Linked DNA regions of Homo sapiens: all the other regions are linked to region 1. A link is a loop called in an ENCODE intact Hi-C map of the cell type or tissue named here. Cell type or tissue: IMR-90. All regions are shown on one strand.

Region 1 (2,500 bases):
GATTCATCCTAAAATTTCCCTTTGCATGCTTTTTATAGACAACCACTTCCAACTCCCCCAACCCTTGGAAATCACTGATGTTTTTACATTTCTATGTTGTATGAATGGAATGACGATATGTAGCCTTTGGGTTTTCCTTCTTTCATTATTAAAAACCACTGTCCCACTGCTGGCTGCTGCCACCAGGGCCAAATCACAAGCCATTGGCAGTGATCCTGCACCCTGGTCACCTCAATAGCAGGGCCTCTGTGCATAGTGACCCACGGTCGCCACCTGGGGCTAAAGCACATGCTGCCCAACTGAACTGAAAAGAACCCAGCAAGACCACTGAGCAACCATTGCCACACACACCCAAGCATTCCACTGGGGGCCTGAGGATCACCCTGTCCCTGCGTACCACAGCCAGCACCACATGCACGACCAAGGCCCCGAGAAAAGGGCCATACAGCCCAGCTTCACCCCTCTGAGCTCTGGAGCTGTTGGTCTGAGGCCCTGTGGATCACTCTGCTCTATCCTCCATCACTGGGGGGCACCTGAGCACTCCTCCTGGGAGCCTGTTTTTGCTCTGGTTTTATGCATATTTGCATTGACATGTGGTAGAAAAAAATGCATGTAGAATAAATGAATACATTAATTTATTCACATTTTTGTGAAAGTGCAAATACAAGAAGCAGAAACTTTAGATGTCAGAGAGACAAACATACAAATAATAATTAGCCTGAAATTAGTCTTCTTATATGAAAAAAGAGTAGAAGTCAGCAGACAGTAGACTGATTTCTTCAAGTCTCAAGGAAAATAAATATCAATTCGGATTTCTATACCCAGATGAACTACCATTTGAATAAGAAGGCAAATCAAGACATTATCAAATTTACAAAAAAATAAAGTTTACAATTCACAGGTGCAGAATTACAGTGAAAATGTTTCAATAAGAGGAAAGAGATGCTATATATTACATTGGGGAATTTAGAAGAAAAAATAGAACATGTTTTAGAACTCTGCTTTTCTGTTTTTGGTCCTGCTTATCTGCAGCAAGATTGCTGTCTGTTCTTCTGTCCTGCGTTTTGATAGGGATAATGAGATAGGGCCTGCCGGTACAAAAGCACAAAGGGGAGATGTACAATCGGGATACATATTAAATAAGATTCCCTAAAAGCTGACCCAGAGTCAGTGGTTTAAATCCAAGTAGTTTATTTGGGGGTTAATAGCAGAAAGCACTGGTAAGGTAGCAGGAAAGAGAGAAGAAGGAAAAGTCAATACAGGGTTTCCCTTGTGCATAGGTAACATCTGTGGACATCTGAAGTTCCATTGTACTAAGAACTATGTACAAAGAATCCTCAGATAACATCTGGAAAGTAAGGAATCTGGAGAATTTTTGGCTCTACTTCCTCTGACATTTACTGATGACAGCTGCCAGAGGAATGAAATGACTCACATGTGAGCTGATCATATTTGTACTGCAAAATAAGCCCTCAGCTCAAGAATTACAGACTATTAATAATTTTTAATAATATGCTTTGGCCATCACAGGGGCAATGAATACCAGGGGAGAGTGGGTAAAGTACTAACAGTGTTTGCTGCAGGAAAGTAATTCCAAGAATAAAAGAAGCCCTCTGCTTAAAGATCTGAAAAAATTTTGAAATGGCTTACCAGGATTAAGGCAGATTTTAATCTTCTGCCTTATACAACTATGTTATATTTTTCTATTCATCATAAAAAGGAAGGAAAAAAGATATTATTTATCAATCTCCTAAAATTTCTAGTAGCCCGATATTTAGTTGTAACACCTAAAAATTGGAAAGGTGAAAAACAAAATAAAAACATGGTAGGCAGAATATAAAATAAAATTTCAGAAATAGATTTCAAATATCAATAATCATAACAAATAATTAAACAAGCCACTCTTGATTTTTTATAAATGAGACCTTAATAAAAATGAGGGGGAAAAAGAAATGACAGTAGACACTCCAAATATACATATGTGCTAAACAACATACTTCACTATGTCCCTGCATGCAGTTTAATTGCTTGTTCCTTGATAAGGAGGATGAGGAGAAGCGATTGCCCTCATAGGAACCCTATTCCCCAGAGAGCTCCATGCGCATATAATTTTCTCTTGATTCCCCTTCATTAGGCTCTGAAATTCCATTGTGAACCCACATGACATTATTTTAAAGAGACAAAACTCTGAGCAGAGCCTCCAGTCAACATTTATTGAAATGACGCTAAGCTAATTCTTTTATTACACAGCAGCCTCTCTCCAAACTGAGCATTTACAGTGGGTCTGCAACCACAGGCAGGAAAAACACCCCAAGAAAAATATTATGTTGCTTAATGTTGAAAGGAAAACACCTTACTAAAGTACTTTCCAAACTCACCTTTATTTGCTATTTGGCAGACACAATTCTGTAAAGTATGTGGAATTTTTAATTTTATTATTTTTATTCCACAAATAAGGAAACCGAGCTGAATAGAAGATAAATAATTCTTTTGTGTACAC
Region 2 (2,500 bases), 78 kb after region 1:
TGGACACAGACAAAATCTCATCTGTGTTCTACACCATGGTCATCCCCATGCTTAACCCTCTAGTCTATAGCCTGAGGAACAAAGAAGTCCAGAGTGCATTCAAGGTGGTTATTGGAAAAGCAAAGTCTTCATTGGGCTTAGCCTACTATTTATAAATTGGTTGCAAACATGTTGAAATTTCACTGGATCTCCAGTGTCTAATAATTTGTTTTATTTTAATTATTTCTTGTCTTTAATTTCTCTGAGCACTTCCTTCACACATGAGATCTGTTCTATTCATATTTTGGGAATATGATTAGGTTAGAGAAAATTTTGGATGTCTTTTACCAGAAATAAAATGCCACTTCTATTTTACTATCAAAATTATAATCCTAGATAGTATAGAATTTCACACTACATCATACTATTAGTGTAAAGTGCTTTGCAGGTAAGCCTCACAGGTGTATAATACCGGAATCATATTCTCAATTCCTAGAATTCAAAACAAATCCATGGTTCTTGTACACAGCAAGGAGCCATCGTTCTTAGAAATTAGTGCAGCTGTGAATCACCCTGAGAGATTCTCAAAAGGCAGAATCCTAGGATCTAATCCAAAATAATCTCTTTTAGTACATCTGTGGTGAATCCAGAAATCCATTGCAGTATCTTTCACTATCCACATCTATCTGGATCCTGAGCTTAAAAACTGTGAGGCTTCCAGTGGTGAATTTGGATAATTAGGAATACTGTATAATCTAAATGTATTTCGTTCCTGAATTTCAAAGATCAAAAACAGAGTTCAGAGGGCAAGAATCAATCCAAAAACATATCTGTATCTCTTTCTTATCTGAATTCTAGACAGAAGTTTAATGATGTCTAACACTTGGACAGCAACATTTCCTGTCATATATGCTTCTGTAAATTTCTAATAAAAATAAAAAATGAATTTCTAAAGCTCGAAATTTGTGTGTGGATTATTTCTGTGAATGGAAGCATTGAGAAGAGAAAAATGAACTCAAGTTTTTCCCCAAACTATTAACTGTGACTTTGACATCTAACAAGACACTGAAGTCAAGATCAACGGTGAGGGGACATCTTTTCAGGTGGGATACAGGGAAATGAAATAATATCATTAGTCACCAAGAGGGGTTCAATCAGGCACAGTCAAACTCACAGCCAAGATGGAGTCATCTGTAAGTTAAAAAATGATCTCTAGAACTGGTAACTAGAGGGAGTTGTGCACTCTTGAGGACTGGCATCAACTCATATATCAGCCCTCTCATTCTTCACCAAGCTTGGTTTTTTATACTATCAAAGTCATTAAATGCCCACTCAATGAAAAAATAAAATAAATCGAAATTATTAAATAATTACATAAATGAATGAGGGAATATATGAGTGGATGATAATATGGGTGAGTAAATGAATGAGTATGTGAGTGAGAGGAAGTGGAACTGAGATGGAAAAGAATGAGTCAGCAGCAAACTGGATCCCTAATAGCTAATCACAGGATTCAAGAGCTACTCATTCTATGTAGCCAGAGAGAGGACACCTCTCAGATCACAAATATGTTCAAATTTTAGGAATCTTTCTGTGCTTCAGTTACCGTGTCAGTAAAATGTGCATAGCAATAGTACCTACTTCATAGGATTGGGTTGATATTTAATGAGATAGTACATTTTAGTCACTTTATTGTAAAGAAATAAATGCAACATATTTTTATTATACTTTTAGCAAAAGCAATAGAGAACCGGACCATCCCACCTCTCTGTTCCTCTCCCATTACAGAACTGCCTCACTTTTTTCTCTATTTCTTTGGATTCTTAACCTGTGCTCATATTCAACCTCCACCTAGAGACATTTTTCTGAAGCCAAGGACCTTACAGATAAACCATAACGAGGACAGATTTCCCTTTCTGCCTTTGTTTAATCTGATCAGTAAAGCAATGTTTAACATTGTGACCTCTGCTGCAGATTCCTCTCATTCTTCTCTGCTTAAGTTGTCCAGGAAATGTGTTAAATATGGAAGACTTTCATGTCCTTCTCAATAGAGGCACTAAAATGCAAATGACAATTTAAAAAACTTCAGGCCGGGTGCGGTGGCTCACGCCTGTAATCCCAGCACTTTGGGAGGCTGAGGTGGGCAGATCACGAGGTCAGAAGATTGAGATCATCCTGGCCAACATGATGAAACCGCGTATCTACTAAAAATACAAAAATTAGCTGGGCATGGTGATGCGCACCTGTAGTCTCAGCTACTAGGGAGGCTGAGGCAGGAGAATCGCTTGAACCTGGGAGGCGGAGGTTGCAGTGAGCCGAGGTCGCACCACTGCACTCCAGCCTGGTGACAGAGCGAGACTCTGTCTCACCAAAAAAAAAATAAATAAATAAATAAATAATAAAAAATAAAAAAAATTCAAATAATGAGATTCATTATATTCTTGGGACATCTGTCCCTGAAACGCATGCACATACCATATAGCCTCTTTACCTCTTTAGTCCTTTCTGATGTTCTAGGAGT
Region 3 (2,500 bases), 100 kb before region 1:
ATTCAAATTCACTCGCATCTTGGATTAATGTTAAGATTATGGCTTTCCAGACTTCTTTCTCTCACATTCTATCTCACCCAGCAGGGAATGGATTGTGCTTGTCCACATTATTTTCTATGTGAATTACTGAGCTCTTATTTTCAAAGATGAATTTCGTGACCTTATGCTCTTTGCTGTACCTGCAGAATTCATTTTGGAGGGCACAGACTCTAGAACCAGACAGCAGGGTAAGGCTGGGTATCTGTGGCCAAGGCATGAAAATTTTGCCTTGATTTCTTCATCTGTGAAATGGAGACGAAATCATACATATTTCCTGAGGCTGTTTTGAGAAGTAAACACACTAATTCATGGCTAGTGTTTAGCTAAAATCTGGACACACACACAGAGTGGACAAATATGATAATTAAAAGCAAAAATCAACAAAATAAAAAATCACCACCGCATAGCATGACCAATTTGTCCTAGTTTGCCTGGAACAATCTGTTTTCTCACTGAAAGCCCCAAATCTCAGAAAATTTCTTAATTCTGGGCAAATTGGAACGGTTGTTTACTCTATTCACCACCAATGAAACAAACAAAAGGTTCTGAGTAATTCATTTATTCAAGAAGTGTTTATTTATAACTAATAAATTCTAGACAGTGTGATGGTATTTTAAAGGTAAACATGACAAAAATGTATCCTCATGGAACACTCAAGCTAATGAGAGAGAATTATGAAAATGGGAAAATTGTATATGTGCTGTCCTGAAAACTGGCATGAAATGGACAAAGAGTGTAATTCTGAGATGCATTGTATTCAGTGGGACACAATCCAGGAATTTCATGGATTACACACTTCTGTCTAATGCTACTTTTTTTTTTCCCCAAGCAAAATGCTATGGGGAGTTAACAGGGTTACATATGAAAAAGCTTTCCATAAGCAGGTAAGTTAAACAGCTTGCTGTTACATTACTACAGTACTTCTCAGCATCTTTAATAGCCTACTGAACACTTAAATCTCAGATGGGGATGTTTTAAGTATTATTTCTGAACTTTTAGACTTTTCAACAACATAGAATTTTTTTAAAACTCATGTGATGGTACCAATATTCCGTAGGGCTTTGACAGAAGGAAAATCTAAGTGGTATTAGGCATTGAACACAGAAAGCTCAAAGTAGGAAGAAAAGTGCCAAACCCCAACTCCTCATAAATAGAGACAGAAGTCATGCTTCAGTCATCAGAGCCAGAGCTGTGGTTCTTAACCGTTTTTCTTTTGGTTCATGAGCCTTGTTTCAGAATTTAATGAGCACATGGATGCATAGAGGATAAGAAGCTTCAATCAAGAGCCTTGAAATTCACAGAGCATGCTGAAGAGATGCTAAGTCTTCTTAGGAATTGAAAAATCTTCTCTAAGTGAATTTTGATCCTTCCTATCAGCAGAGATGGAAAGAACCTGCAGACTGAAATAAATACTAACACAAGAAAGAAATTCCACGTGTGGACTAGCATGGGATAATAGTGTAGAATGCATAGAAGCAGGACTTAGATGAAATATAGTAGTCACTTTCATATATGGAGTGCTTACTATTACATGCTTTATCTTATTTAATCAAGAGATATTTATCCTGGTATTTAGGCTGTGGCTTCTGAAATCAGACTTCTTGGTTTTGAATATTGTTTTTGCCATTTACTGGTGATGCAACCTGGAAGAAATTACTAAAATACCTCTAAGTCTTGTAATTCCCATCTCTAAAGTAGCAATCATAAGACAGTAGTATCTTTTTCATCAGGCTTGTAGAGGTTTCATGACATAATTGCTGCAGGCTGATTTCTAACTCATAGTAAAGCTCAGTAAATATTACCTAATGTTTTTCATATTATTATTAGGTGGATATTATTCTTAGCATTTTCATTTCATGGAAGAGGTAACTGAGAACAGGAGTGATCTATAGCAGACTCTTCCTATCAACCCCATTTAGGGGTTCATTATTGGGGAGAAACAGGAAAGCAGTGTCATATATTTCAGCCTCATTTTTCTCTCAGAAGAAATTATATTAATAAAATAATGTTCTTGGTCTCTTTCTAAATTATTTTTCTCTGAGTCATCCTTTATGCAAGTGATATTTATAACTTTGTGAATCACACCCACACTTGTGTGGGTTCTCTCCTTGGGTCATATGTATTTTTAGTGTGTCTTTATATTTTGGGGACACGGGGAGATGTTCTTTATAACAGATATGTAACTTAAGATACTCTCTTCTGATTTAGGAGGGACCTTCATATCCCAGGACCTGCTGAAGTCATTCCGAACAGGTTTAAGTTGCCTCTGGTCTGTCCTCTGTCCCACCTACACAGCACAAGTAAAAAGGAGAGAGAGAAACCACTGAAACAAAAACATTCTGTATTTTAAAGTCAGAAGCAAAAGTCTTTATTTCCTTTTTTTTTCTTTCTTTTTTTTTTTTTTGAGACGGAGTCTTGCCTTGTCGCCCAGGCTGGAGTGCAGTGGCGCGATCTCAGCTCA

The links. A loop is a pair of places that touch in the nucleus more often than their neighbours do. Peaks named below come from ENCODE experiments on the same cell type or tissue, not always from the same donor. Only the 100,000 strongest peaks of a DNase experiment are listed, where the experiment ranks them.
Region 2: it touches region 1 in a loop (2.8-fold over the local background); 2 of 110 quality-filtered maps call a loop at or near these places.
Region 3: a loop joins it to region 1, with 6 times the contacts of the local background. A loop is called at or near these places in 2 of 110 quality-filtered maps.

The regions. Positions count from the first base shown.
Region 1 is chr11:58,393,284-58,395,783 of GRCh38, reverse strand. No RefSeq gene overlaps it. Among named protein-coding and RNA genes, the nearest start is that of OR5B3, 12 kb to the left of the region's middle. In IMR-90, no CTCF peak of the experiment used is centred here; a DNase peak (open chromatin) is centred at 1,383; H3K27ac peaks cover 1,640 bases.
Region 2 is chr11:58,315,292-58,317,791 of GRCh38, reverse strand. It overlaps the pseudogene OR5BC1P. Among named protein-coding and RNA genes, the nearest start is that of OR5B17, 43 kb to the left of the region's middle. In IMR-90, no CTCF peak of the experiment used is centred here; a DNase peak (open chromatin) is centred at 1,451; H3K27ac peaks cover 1,859 bases.
Region 3 is chr11:58,493,502-58,496,001 of GRCh38, reverse strand. LOC105369313 (a long non-coding RNA gene) reads left to right here. Exons shown (of 5, transcript XR_007062673.1): 5 at 1-2,066. Among named protein-coding and RNA genes, the nearest start is that of OR5B21, 13 kb to the left of the region's middle. In IMR-90, no CTCF peak of the experiment used is centred here; no DNase peak of the experiment used is centred here; H3K27ac peaks cover 685 bases.